2 separate regions of the Homo sapiens genome follow, and region 1 is linked to region 2. Evidence: chromatin loops called from intact Hi-C (ENCODE). Cell type or tissue: gastrocnemius medialis. All regions are shown on one strand. Links, peaks and the distances in the headings refer to the core of each region. The heading gives the core; the rest is flanking DNA. Region 1 overlaps TLN2 (talin 2). Region 2 overlaps TLN2 (talin 2).

Region 1 (7,294 bases), core at 1,688-5,687, 110 kb before region 2:
ATGCCAATTTTGACAGGTCACCAGGCCAGAGCTTGTGGCTCTGGGTGGGAACCGGGGTTGGCGGGGGTTGGGGGGGTAGTGGTGAGCCCTAAGCAATCACTCAAGCGGGGTGCAGTGATCTTGTGATGGTACTGTTTCAGGAAGGAGGAGGAGAAGATGCCTGGTAGCAAACTGAGGAGAGGCCTGTGTGGTTGGATGGTTCTGCCTGGGATATCTGAGTTTGCTGTTCTGGGAAGCCAGGAGGATGAACTGATTCATCGGTTGGTGAAAGCCCCTGAACCTTTCCCTTTAGGTGCTTCGAAAATCGAAAGACTTATCGTTTATGAAAAGCACATGTGTTAAGATCGTGTCTAGCCAACTCTGCATTGTGGTTTCTAGCTGGTGAGACGTCTCCCCACCCGACTTGAGACCTGTCTTGGCCAGGGTTTAGTTACCCCCTCTAATTTTTTGGCATGCTGGGTTTGTAGTTTAGCAGGGAACTTCACTCTGGCCGATGTATTTAATTGCTGGTGTGTTTTGGAGAAGCTAGAGAGAGGAAGTAGTCTGGAAGTTTTCTTTAGACATGCCAACAGGTTTGGGTTAATTTTGGGGGTGGGAACTGGAAGATGCTGTGGCCCCTGGTCAAGGTGCCTGGGGTGGTTTGGTCATTTTTATTGTGAATTGCTAAAACATCAGGCACACCAATATCAGAAATACCAGAAACTTTCTAGAAGCAAACATAACTTAATGCTGAAGTGTTTGCATCTCTGTGTAGTTTCCTTGGCAAAGATTATTCAGGCCCATAATAATGTAATTGAGATAATATGTTTTCCTGAGAACTGTCGTGTCCTTTCAGCCTGTACGTGACTTATCCAAGATCACTGGTTAAGGTTTTTACATAACCGATATAAATGCGGAGACTTCCTGAGAGACCTGGCCCGAACTGATAAGAAAAAAGGTTTTGATTTTATGATGATTCCAATTTAGTGATATTCCTAAACTAGTTTATTCTAGTTCTCCTTTGAGTCCCCTGGAATGTATATATAAGTGTACAGATTTTAAAAAGGAAAAAATTAGGTCTTTGTGGCTGTGTTTACATATTCTGAACACTTATTGGACTTCTGTTGTAAGCTAGCATTTATTGGTGTTTCAGAGGTGGAAAATTCCATTACAGTTCAATTGACTTTGGAGAACATACCAGTGTCTAGAAAGTTAAACAACTGTTTTGTGTCTTAAGTGGAAAGCAAATTTGTATGACTTTGGAAATAGTGTATCTGTCTTATTGGGCCAATCATGGTTAAATTGAAGACATGGAAACTATCAAAAACAATTACAACTGTTATTTTCTGTCCAAACTCTTCCCGGTTAGAGGAATCTTGGCCTCAATTAGAACTTTAGCTTCTGTTTTGTTCGCTAGATGTTTTTACTCTCAATTACCCTTAATCTGGATTATTTGCGAGGTAGCAATTTTTGTTAGGAGGAGGTAGCACTTGTTTGAGTTAATGATTTGCACCACATTTTTGGGGATGGTGACTTTAATACTTTAATTCTGCAGGAGTTCAGATGTATAGTGGACAGATCTCATCTCTGTTTGAGACTTAGTCAAACGAACCAATAAATATTTATTGAGCATTTACTGGTACCCTGCATTGTGCTCAAACCCCATGTCGATCATGAGTAAAGTATAAGTCATGGCCCGGTATGTCAGATTGAACAGTAAGATGGTTAGAGGGAACAATCCACAAGGTAATGTAGAAGTGTGAGTAATTCAGGATAAATTGTTTGGGACAGTTACTGAGTGATACTCACTTTAGCCATTGGAGAGATCAATTTGGTCTAGAAGTCTCAAAGGCTTCCTGGAGGAGGCGAGAAAGATGATAAACAGGAAAAGCCAAAAAAAAAAAATACACAAAAACACCCAGCTCCTTCCAGGATGATAGTAATAATTTGGATGATCAAGCACAAGGGAGGATCTGAGAGACTGATACCTTGCTCTGGATTCTTGTTAGAAATAATGACCTTGAGCTGACTTTTGAGCTCCAGGCCCACTGAGTGAGGCTTGAGGGGAAACGACTTTTAACAGGTAAACATCTCTCTGAAGGGCTCCCAGGGTTTAAGCAGAGGACTCTGCCTACCATAGTGTCCCCAGTCCTTGGTCACAAGCCTGCTGGAGCATGTGAAACTGTGTAGAGCTTTTCCCTTTGGAGAAGGGAAATATACTTACATATGTGCATATACATTAAAGTGAACATTAAAAAAAGACCTAGTTCAATAACATTTTTGAATCTGAGATGAGAGCAGCACAGCAGTAGGGATAAACAACTAATTAAGGCCGAATGTTCTCTACATATTTGTGGAATATAATTTGACTGTGCACTGATGACATGTTAAACACAAAATTAGATACTTACATAATTAGGCAATTTAAACATATGTCATATCCCGAAGTCACCGGAACAGGTAACGGTAAATGTGACCATACTGCTTGTTTGGTTTCTCAGGGTTTGTGCCTGGAAGGATCACATGTAGCCTGAGACTCTGGAATTTTGAAACCAAACATTGACAAGTGGCTTGTTTGATTTGGTAGTTTAAGTTTGGATGCTGAAAGAATCTTTATAGCTCAGCAAACATGGACTTGTGCAGCTTTCTTTAGCTTTCTCCATTTGGAAAAACATTCAGAAAGAAGAAAGGGAAAATGGCATCAGTCGTTCCTCAAATATATAAATAAAATAAAGGAAATTTCTAAAAATGGAAGACCAGAAACCCATGTATATTTAATTCTATGCCTCTGTGCAGCTTGGTGTAAATATTTTGTGGATTTCATCTCTATTGGAACAAAATATCAGGGATACAAATGTAGAGTGGGTGAGCTCCAGGCCTTGGGCCCCGGGCATGGTCCCAGGCCCATCTCTTGCTCTGGGTTAATGGGACTTCTGGAACGCTCCTTGGAAAGGACGTGTTGCTCTTTTAGCTCCTGAATGCAGACAACAAATTCACTTGTGACTCAGAATCATAGCAGGCCTCGTCCTGGTGTAATAGCAGTTGGGCTGTATTCCTTCAGTGTCTCAGTGTGTGTATGTTTAATTAAATTTTTTTACTTTTTATTAGTGTATCTTTATTAGATTTTTTATCGAATTTTTTATTAGGTCCTCTGGAAAAGAAACACTCTGGGAAAGTAATCCTCTAATTGAAGACAAAATGACCATTTTAGTCTGTTTCATGATGCAAAACTAAATACCTGAGGCTGGGCAATTTTCAAAGAACAGACATTTATTTGTCTCAGAGTTCGGGAGGCTGAGAGGTCCAAAATCAAAGTGCTGGCTTCTGGTGAGGGCCTTCTTGCTGTGTCCTCACATGGTAGAAGGGCAAAAGAGCAAATCCACTCCTGCAAGTGCTTTTATAGTGGCATTAATCCACTCATGAGGTTGGAGCTCTCTTGACCTAAACACCTCTCAACACTGTTGCATTGGGGATTGTTTCTAACATATGAATTTTGGATCGTACACAGGGTACCATATTGAGATGATGTATGTGAAGGCACTTTGAAAAGAACCGGAGGCATGCTAATGTGTGTTATGTGATTTGATTTAATTTAATTTTTAAATGTTTTGAGGTTTGGGTTCTTAGAGGTGAAGAAACTGCAGGAGGTGTTTTATGGAGCTTTTACTGTGTTCTTGGCAATATACTAGGAGTTGTTTTGCTCCTTCGAGTACATGTATTTTGGCCATGACTAATTTAAGGTCCTTTGGTTTATGCCCTAGAATGCATATTTATAGAGTTTCTACGCCTCTTGTGAAACATGCTGACTCCAGAAAATCCCTCACATAACTGGCAGGGGAGAGAGAAGTGTCTGTGCCCTATTTTCCTACGAGCCAAGGAGAAGCCCTTGCCAGGCAGGCATGGGGAGTACTCATCCAGATGTGTTTGACATAGTTTCTGAAATAGACCACAGCATATGCCACTTGGTTTCTATTTTAAGATAGGTATGTTGACAGAGGCATTGGTCCCCAAATAGAGGGGCAGAGGGTGTGAGATGTGTACTCCTAGGGAGAGGAACTGGGTGTCTTTATTTGGTGATGTGAATTTCAACCTGAAATACAAATCATGGTGTTTTCTGGGAAGAAGACTGCAGCCCTGACAGGGCTCCAGCCTGGGCGTTTCATTCAGAGGCTCTCACCTATACCTGTTGCTGGCCACAGGGACCCAGGGGACAATCTGACACAGAAGCCTGAGGGTTTTTGCCTTGTAACTTCTTGTTGTATCTGAATTAAGTCAACTCTAAGGCTGTGGTATCCCTCTGGACTAATCGATTCCTGGTCCAGGAGGCCTGATTCCAAAGTTCTGAAACTCCATAGGGCCTGCTGAGAACCAGAGGACAAATCCCTGTACCACCTGACTGTCACCGAGGCAGACCGCTGGGGCATACCACCTCTGTTTCTAGTCTTGGTGTTAGCCAATCTCAGGGGTGTGAATTCTCTATTTAGTCCTCTTGACTATGGACTGTGATTGTGTTACCTGCTTGCTTCGGGTCTGCTCACAGACTGAGTTGTGTTTTCTGCTTTTGAGTCAAGGTTGTCACTCACTGGTTTTTTTCCCCCAGATGGCCTTTGTACATAAGGGCCCCTGTTCTGGTGTAAGGGATACTAATCTTATCATACCTGCCTCAGTTATTTGAAGCTTGAATGAATCGAGTCTCCTGTCCAGATTCACTTCCCTTCTTGTGGATCACTTGAGATCAGGAGTTCAAGACCAGCCTGGCCAACGTGGTGAAACCCTGCCTCTACTAAAAATACAAAAATTAGCCAGGAGTGATGGCAGGTACCTGTAATCCCAGCTACTCAGGAGGCTGAGGCAGGAGAATCACTTGAACCCAGGAGGCAGAGGTTGCAGTGAGCCGAGATCACGCCACTGCACTCCAGCCTGGGTGACAGAGCAAGATTCTGTCCCCCCGCCCCCGCCCAAAAAAAAGATTGTCTCCCTAATTTAGGCTCATCTGTCCTCCTTTCTTTTTAATACAATTTTAATTTTCAAAAAGTTAAATTTCACATGTAAAAATTTTAAAAAGTAGAAAGAGGCATGCAGTGAAAAGTAACTTTGCTCCAATCCATCCACTAAAAACTAAGGTCCCTTCCTAAAGGCAACCACTGTTAGTGGTATTTGTATATTATCCTGGAAGTGGTCTATGTATATGTGTCTTTATGTTCTGACTCCCTTCCCCTCTGAATATATAGTATATAAGGTGTGTGTACTTAAGCATCTTACTTAAAAAAAGTTAACATTGTAAGTTATATCCTATTAGATTATATAGAATAGCCTCATTCTTTTTTAACAGCAGTTTTATATTCCATTATAGTATATTCCATTTCGTCTTTTAACTGGCTCCCTATTGACATTTGGGTCTTTTTTTTATCTTTTGCTGATGTGTGTGCACTCTTGTGCATGCGCGCGCTCTTTCCCTTGCTTGCAAGTGTGAGTACAGCTGTGGGATAAAGTCCTAAAACAGTTAAGTCAGAAAGTATGTTCATCTTTAATTTAATATTGCTAAATTGTCCTCCAAAGAAGTTGTATCATTTTTAATCATTTAACCAACAATGTATGAGAGTGCCTGTTCCCAGGAGTCCTCGCCAACACAGTGTATTGTCAGACTGCCTATATTTGCCAGTCCGCTAGGTAAAAATGGAATCTCATATCACTTATGATGTGTGATGTGAGGTTGAGCATTTTCTTTTTCCTTCAACTTTTAAGTTCAGGGGAACATGTGCAGGATATGCAGGTTTGTTACATAGGTAAATGTGTGCCATGGTGGTTTGCTGCACAGATCAACCCATCACCTAGGTATTAAGCCCAGCATCCATTAGCTATTCTTTCTGATGCTCTCCTTTCCACCCCCAGACCCCAAAGTGTGTTGTTTCCCGCTATGTGTCCATGTGTTCCCATCATTCAGCTCCCACTTATCAGTGAGAACATGCAGTGTTTGGTTTTTCTGTTTCTGCCTTAGTTTGCTGAGGATGATGACTTCCAGCTCCATCCATGTCCCTGCAAAGGACCAAGATCTTGTTCTTTTTTATGGCTGCATAGTATTCCATGGTGTATATGTTCCACATTTTCTTTATCCAGTCTATCATTGATGGGCATTTGGGTTGATTCCGTGTCTTTGCTATTGTGAATAGTGCTGCAGTGAACATACGCATGCATGTATCTTTATAGTAGAATGATTTATATTCCTTTGGGCATATACTCAATAATGGGATTGCTGGGTCAAATGGTATTTCTGCCTCCAGATCTTTGCAGAATTGCCACACTATCTTCCGCGATGGTTGAACTAATTTACACTACCACCAACAGTGTAAAACCATTCATTTTTCTCCGCAGAAGTTGACTGTCTTTATATGCTTAAGTCATTTTTATTTCTTTTTCTCTTCACTTTTTGTGTCTGCTGTCTATTTGTCTATTGTGTTGTTGTCTTTTTCTTATTGATTTGTATTTGATTTTTAAAATTATTTTTATTTATTTTTTTGAAATGGAGTTTTGCTCTTGTCACCCAGGCTGGAGTGCGATGGCGCGATCTTGGCTCACTGCAACTTCTGCCTCCCGGGTTCGAGCAACTCTCTTGCCTTAGCCTCCCAAGTAGCTGGGATTACAGGCGCCTACCACCTTGCCTGGCTAATTTTTGTATTTTTAGTAGAGATGGGGTTTTGCCATGTTGGCCTGGGTGGTCTTGAACTCCTGACCTCAGGTGATCCACCCTCCTTGGCCTCCCAAAATGCTAGGATTACAGGCGTGAGCCACCATGCCAGGCCTTGCTGTTTATGTATTATGGAAATTAGCATCTGTCACATGCTGTGAATACTTTCCCTCATTTTGTCTTTGTCACTAGCTTTTTCACTGCACAAAATTTGTTTTATGTAGTCAAATTTATTAATCTTTATGAATTTTGGATTTTGTATCATGCTCCATGATATCACTGTTGCCTGCCTTCTCCACTCTATCAGGATGTTTCTTGTGCCTACTTGTTTCAAACTTACGTCACAAACACATTTCTCCGTACTTCCCATTGCTTTCTGCATCACAGATGTCCTGCTAACCTCCTGTTTGACCTGCAGTTCTAATTCAGTTGTCTGCCTCATCATTTATTCAGTCATCCATTGATCTATTAGTTCATTGATTCCACGTTCCCTCTGAGTTCCAGGCACTGTGCTGTGTGTTAAGGATACAGTGGTGCGTATCTGTCCTATGCTCAGGAGCTCATGGAAAGCATAGCCAGGCTTCCACTTAGGTGGAATTCAAACTAACAGTCCTTGGCAACTGCAGGGAG
Region 2 (7,294 bases), core at 1,259-5,258:
GCCTTGGCCTCCCAAAGTGCTGGGATTACAGGTGTGAGGCATCGCGCCCGGCCCCATTTAGTATTTTCAGACCACAATTGACTGCAGGCAACTGAAACTGCAGATAACGGGAAAATACTGTATATACTAGGATCCTTTTGGTTGCAAGTAAAAGAAGACCTACCCCAGACTGATTCAAATAACAAAGATAATTTACTGGTTTTTGTGACTGAGAAGTCCAACCATGGGGTGTGTTTCAGGTATGGTTCAATCCAGGGATTCGTGTTGGTATTAGGGATCTGATCCCTTGTCCTAGGACTGTCTTGGCTCTGCCTTCCTATGTATGTGGGCCTCACCATCATGCTGTCTTCAACTCATGGTGACAAAAACAGCCTCAGAAGATTCAGGCCTTACGAATGAACGCCACATCAACCATAGAAGAGCCAGCAACTTTGACCCAGGATTACAAGCAGAAGTCATGAAATTCACTAAGACTAGATTGACTCAAGTCATGTGTTTGCCTTAAACCAGTCATTGTGGCCAGAGAAATGGACTGGCTACAGTGACTTGGCTTGACCTAGGATATGTGACCTAGGACATATGTCAGCTTCAGAAATATAATCAAGGAGAGATTGTTTGCTAGGAGGAAATGAGTGCTGGAGAGGCCATCCACAGATGGCCACTACAGGGACAGGGCTAGGATGGGCATGTATTGCTCTCTGTCTGGCTCCAGAGCCTTTTAATTTTCCCCATAGCAGTGTTTAATAGCTTCTCTGTTGGTGCCATTCCTCAGGAAGCCTTTGGTCTTAAGTCACTCCCTAGTGGTTGCCCACATCATCAAATTGTTCAGAAACTCTATATTCTCAACTCTAAAACAAGGAGGTTGGACTTCATTAATTCAGCATATATTTGCTGAGTACCTACTATGCCAAGCTCTAGGACAGGGGCCGGAGATATAATTATGTGCAATGTGGACATGTCCTCTGTCCTTTTAGGGCTTATTGACTAGTAGAAGAGACAGGAATGAAAAATGATGAGACAGATGTAAGATGGAGCTCTAGGCCAGACGCGCTGGCTCACGCCTATAATCCCAGCACTTTGGGAGGCTGAGGTGGGTGGATCACAAGGTCAAGAGATTGAGACCATCCTGGCCAACATGGTAAATCTCGTCTCTACTAAAAATACAAAAATTAGTTGGGCGTGGTGGTGTGCGCCTGTAGTCCCAGCTACTGGGGAGGCTGAGGCAGAAGAGTTGCTTGAACCCAGGAGGCGGAGGTTGCAGTGAGCCAAGATCGTGCCACTGCACTCCAGCCTGGTGACAGAGCAAGATTCTGTCTCAAAAAAAAAAAAAAAAGATGGAGCTCTAATACACGCCTGGCTCTTATCCTTATCAAATAGTTAATGAATGAAATAATCACACAAATATATAATATTAAACTGTGTTAAACTGTGTTCAGGCTACAATGGGGAGCTGTGAGAGCATCTCCAGGGAGGACTGTAATAGTAAGCTGAAAACCCAGGATAGGGCCTTGGGCTATTCAGGGGCTGGGGCTGGCGTGGAGGGTAGTAGGGCCCATGAGGTCCTTTCTGGCCTTGACAGACTCTGATGTCGTCAGAATTAATGAGGCCTCGGTCCTGATCTCTGAGAGAGCTGTAAGATAAGTTAGCTATCACGCTTTGTATAATAATCATTTGTGTTCTTAGAGTGGCGAATCTCCATTTGAGCCTGCTCTTCATGTTCATCCAAATTTCAGATTCCTTAAAAATGATATTTCTTGTTTCTCCAGACCTTTTAAAAAATATTGTGGAAGGTTCTTCCCTGTAATAGGTGAGTCCTGGTTGGTCCAAGCCCAGTTCAGTGCCTCTTCCCTAGTCTCCCCCAGCCTCCCAAACTCATAGCGCCTCTTCCTCTGGGTTCGCCAACACTCGTGGTCTCTGCCTCCTGTGGGGCATCTGCTTCCTTAGCCATCTTTCTGTGGGACTTTTCCAAAAGGTTATAAGTGGTGATTACTGGAAAAGGAGGTGTGGGTTGCTCATGGATTCCTAGAATGGCTTGTTTCCACAGACACCTGGAAGAAAAACCAACACTGTGTGTACAAGGAAGGATCATGCTTTCCTGAAAAAACAGACAGATTCCATAGTCTTTTAAAGGTTCTAAATTGAGGCGTGCTTTGGAATAGTTTTCATTTCCTGGAGACCGCTTCTGGCTTATCTGCCACTGCGCCATCCTACATTTTTTCCATCAACTCTGTCATCATCATCTACCCTTTTAAGAGAAAAATCTTTTAAAAGCAAGTGGGAGTAGAAAAGCTTTTTTTTTTTTTTCTTCCCCCCCTCTAATCACAGCCTGAAGTTTCCTTCCATTCCTAGAATGGCAGGTTCTAATGGAAGTAAGAGATGGTGTCAGGATTAGCTAACTTTATTCTTAGTTTTTTTTTCCTTATCAATGCTAGTGGCAACACATTGATTGTGTTAATAACCCCAGACTTGTGCTAAGTGGAGATTTGGGGATGACCTCACTTTTTTTTTTTTGAGACGGAGTCTCGCTCTGTCGCCCAAGCTGGAGTGCAGTGTTGCGATCTCGGCTCACTGCAAGCTCCACCTCCTGGGCTCACACCATTCTCCTGCCTCAGCCTCCCAAGTAGCTGAGACTACAGGCACCTGCCACCACACCCAGCTGATTTTTTTTTTTTTTTGTATTTTTAGTAGAGACGGGGTTTCACTGTGTTAGCCAGGATGGTCTCAATCTCCTGACCTCATGATCTGCCCACCTCGGCCTTCCGGAGTGCTGGGATTACAGGCGTGAGCCACCGCACCCGGCTGTTATGCTTTTTCTTTTATTGACTGATGTGTACAGAAAAATTGGGGGGTGAAGAACAGTACATTTCTTAACTCTTCCAAAAATTGCTTGTTGCAATAACAAGGCACTGAAACAACACAAAAAGTCCACATTTGTCTGTTGAAGAGGAAAGAGGGAAAGAGAAAAAGGATGGAGGAAAAGGTGGGTTATCAGGCTAGGCAACATTTCCAGTGAGGCAGCATCTTTTTAACCTTGCATTTGCATAGTGTCTCTTGAATCCAACTCTCTTTCTTTCTCTTTGTGTGTGTGTGTGTGTGTGTGTGTGTGTGTCACTGTGTCTCAATGTGTTCTTTCCTGGGTTTTGTGGCAGGGTTCCAGGGACAGCAGAGCTGCAAATCTCCTGCAAATTTGCATATCCTTTTTATGCTCAAGTGAATCAATAGTGAACAATTGTTCCCTGTTCTTGGACAGCAGCCTGAAATCCATATTGCTCTGTGTGCATTGGTGAAATTTGGTAATCTCAGAACTCAGAACTCGAGCCCATCCTGGCTGAGGTGTAGTGGCAGGGCCTTATTCTGATTGGGCACTCAATAAATATTTGTCAAATGGATATCCGGAATATCAAACCAAAGTTGGGGGTGTTTGTATCCCAGACTGGTGCTGTCAATTCTTTCACCATGCTTGGGAGAGAGTGCCAGAAGAGGACTTGGCAATGTCTCAGCATTCCAGGTCTTTGGACTGTATTTCCTTTCTGTGCTCTGCTGGTTCTATGAAGCAGTAGAGCCAGAAATTCAGGACATGAGGTGGGGCTGGAACATTCTGGAATCTTGGAAACTTGATGAAGTGGGAGCAGCTGTTTCTGATTCTTGGGGGAAGAGCAAGTCCTCTGCTTTGACACAGTGAGGCTGGCCTGCCTGGCACAGTGTGGAGAGGGAGGTCGGCACTGATTTCTGTCTTCACTACCTCTGACGGGGGCTCTTTCCTGACCTGTTGGTGACAGAAGGAGTTGCTGCAAACCACTTGGCTTTGATGAAATCGATTCTTGCTGGAGATTTTCCTTTAAGAAGCCTCCAGACAAGTGAGCTGGGGCACGGCTAATCTTCATCTGTGTTGGGTTCTTGGAGTGGATTGAAAAGTGCTGATAGAGATATTGTGATTGGTGTTTGGTTTGCTTTTTCTCTGATTGAACAGCAACTATTTGGATTCAGCCTTTTGCTTGTGCTGTGTTAATTTTGGTATTTCATTTCTTGCTCCATAGTTGTGAACTACTAAGATGTTCTGGAAAGGCAAACCAGAAAGCTGGGAAGTGTTCTGGACTGGCTTCTCAGGAGATAGTCTTCCTGGGGGCATGTTGTCTGAAGGTTTGTTTTTTCTATCCAGTTGCAAGGACAGCATAGAGAGCCCCTCTTAGCATAAAGCCAATGAGAGTGTGAGTAGTTCATGAGGCCATCTTGGCACCATGGCCAGTGTGGAGGAAAGGCAAAATCAGTTTGGTCAGTGGCCACACAGCGAAGGCGGAGTCCTTTAGAGCAAGGGGAGCTTTGAGATCTATCTCTAGCAGCCACATGGCTTACAATAAAGCTCAACCTTGAAAGCATTTACAGACTAGAGCAATGAGGAGAACAAATCTCCTGGTAGTAATGTGAGATGCAGAGGCCATGAGGAGGCATGCTGCATTTCTGTTGCCAAGCCCTTGGTCCGTAATACTGCAGTTTGTTTACAAGCCCCTGCTGATAGTCTGTGGACCTCTTGAGAACCTATTTAGGAACCAGGAAAAGACCAGCGTTAATCAGGGAGGAAAGGGGATAAAGAAGCAGTATTGAAACACTGAATCTGGCCGTTTACCAAAGAAACTGCTATTCCTTATGAAGGGAGGATTAACTGTTAATAAGCTCCCAATTATTATAGGTAAATATGTATTTGTAAAGATACCTGCTTTATTCTGTAGATCACTCATAGTGATTTTTAAAATTTTTCAGCCCTTTCATTTCTCTACTTTGTTGAAAAACATGTTCAGATACTGTTAATGTTGACCCCAACTGGGATGTCAAAATCCTTGTGCAGATAAGGGACATGTCATGCCACACATACAAAAGGATTAGACTGTCTAGGATAGTATCAATCTTGTGGCTACGTTGACATCTTTGTGGCTCGTATGTGAACACACACACACATTTTGTCATATTCAGTGGACATAGTACTGGGTCCTGCATGACCCCTCAACTTACTCATGAGCTCCTGATCATCTCTGTGATGGGGGTAAATCCCAACCTCTGTTTATTCATGTTCCTCATTTAAATCTCACAGATGTACTCCCAGAGTGCTCCGAAGGTATCTGGAGCTACAGGTATGAAAGGGGATATAAAAGACTTTGAAGGTGGCTGGAACCTATTGTTCGGTGGATGCCTTGGGCTGTGTTTTTTCATGTTTTCCATTCTGGTGTTGCCCCCAGGATGATATTTGAAAGGTGTGGATGTTTACTTTTTAGAACACAGGAGTTAGTCTTGCATCTTCCTTGGAAGGACTTCAGCAATCTGCAAATGGAAAGTAGCCTGATAAATTTCTGATCCTCATCCAGCTGTTACTGCCAGTCTGGTTGTGAAATGTGACAGGGCCGTGGCCAATTGTGTGATGTTGGAATATGTTGCCTCTGAAATTGCTGTCTATCCTCTACATTGCTATGTGAATTAAGAAGGAGTGACTGGCAGTGATCAGGAGGTCTAAATCGCATTTTGCATCTGCCTATACAGGAGTTATTGGTTTTCCATTTATCACAAGATATTCTTCCAGGGGCCCTTTGCAAGGGGTTGCAAACATATGGAGCTTCATTCCAGCCCGAGACTATGCTTGTGGAAAGATACTTAAAAGTATAAAATAGGACACAGATGACAACTAATATCGATAATGAGACAAGAAAATTATGGTCCTGGATGTCTGCCCTCGGAGGGATTAGGACTCCAGCCTGAGTCTGGAAGACCAGACAGGATTTGAAAAATGGAGAGAGCAAGGGAGGAACATTTCAGGCAGGGGAATGACACACAAATGAGGAGCTAGGAGTAGATGGAGTATGTTGGGGACAGTTATAGAGTCTTACAAAGTGGGTTTATGTATGTCCTAAGAGAATCGGGTAAAATGGGATGGAAAAGTAGGAGTGGGGTAGACATCATAACGCTTTGGATGACAGAAACCCCAAATTGGCTTAAACAATAAAGACAATGCATTGGCTCAATAACTGGAAAAAGACCTACTTTTCAAGTTGCACACAGGGTTCTCTAGGTGTGTCTTCCTAGGCCTAGATTTCCTGGTGCTCACCAGAAGGCAGCTAGTAGTAGCCAGGGTTCCCTGGTTGTTCACTCACACCCATAACCATCAAACAAAAGACCTGACATTTATTCCGCCTAACTAACATGGCAGCCAGGGGAAATGCCATGTGCTTAGAATTGGGTTCCTGTTCATCCCACAGCTAATCAGAATACGGTTGAAATTGTGCTGATTAGGTTATGCTGGTAAACATCAACCTCTGGAGCTAAGTTTGGGGCCAGATCCTGTGGCTGCTATGTAGTGATTTCCCAAAGGAAAATCTATCCAGGCAGAAAGGAATGGTAGGATGGAGGGTGGATTTACAACAAAAATAATGTCGACTCAAGGATAAAATTATGGGTGGATTTGAATCCTAGGGTAAATAATCTTGAGGAATCCAAGACTTTATTCTATAGTTAGATCCACTTGGAGTTATTACTGTATCTGTCTTGGTCCTTGATAGGAGTGTGTAATGGTTTGCCACTGGTCTTAACTATATCTGCTTATGCCCAGAAAAGTTCTTTGGTAGCTAGTTTGCTTTCTTATCCTCATCTGCTTTAGCTGTTTAGTAGGACTGTACATGTAGAGTCAATTAGCTGCCTTTAATTGAGACCCTACGGAGTGTAAAACATGAATGGCTTTGGAGGGAGACCTTTCCTTCTTCCTGTAGGGCTCCCTGAGAGCCATACTCCAGTTACTTAAGATTCTTCTGTTCGGTTATTCCATTTAGTCTTCCATTTGTTCAGATTAACACTAATCACAAATCATGTGGGATCGCTGAAGTTTATTTATTATTATTTTAATTGAGACAGGGTTTCACTTTAATTGAGGCTGGTTTCTAATACCTGTACCCAAGCAGTCCTTCCACCTCAGCCTCCCAAAGTGTTGGGATTACAGGTGTGAGCCACCGCCCCTGGCCACTGAAGTTTAATAGTGCCACTCAGAGGCCTGCCATGCATGCCATGCATCCATCCATCCATCCATCCATCCATCCATCCATCCATCCAGTGAGTTCCTGCTATGTGCCAAGAACTCTGCTGGCCACTAGAGGCGAAATCTAGGTATGGCACATGGTCCCTACTCAAGAGCTCCAGTCTGGTTGGGGAATTTGACAAATCTACAATTTTGAATTTATGTGGTATATACTGTATGTAGTGTGCTGTGGAAGTTTAGAGAAGAGTGGTTTCTCTCAACCGGAGGTGTCAGCTGATAACA

What was found. Hi-C counts contacts between places; a loop is a spot of excess contacts. Peaks named below come from ENCODE experiments on the same cell type or tissue, not always from the same donor. Only the 100,000 strongest peaks of a DNase experiment are listed, where the experiment ranks them.
Region 1: it touches region 2 in a loop (9-fold over the local background); 1 of 110 quality-filtered maps calls a loop at or near these places.

The regions. Positions count from the first base shown.
Region 1 is chr15:62,429,063-62,436,356 of GRCh38, forward strand. The region is part of intron 1 of TLN2 (talin 2); the gene reads left to right. Among named protein-coding and RNA genes, the nearest start is that of TLN2, 42 kb to the left of the region's middle. In gastrocnemius medialis, for the core only: no CTCF peak of the experiment used is centred there; DNase peaks (open chromatin) are centred at 2,986, 3,869 and 4,401; H3K27ac peaks cover 2,754 bases.
Region 2 is chr15:62,542,437-62,549,730 of GRCh38, forward strand. The region is part of intron 1 of TLN2 (talin 2); the gene reads left to right. Among named protein-coding and RNA genes, the nearest start is that of MGC15885, 99 kb to the right of the region's middle. In gastrocnemius medialis, for the core only: no CTCF peak of the experiment used is centred there; DNase peaks (open chromatin) are centred at 3,165 and 3,625; H3K4me3 peaks cover 1,721 bases; H3K27ac peaks cover 2,552 bases.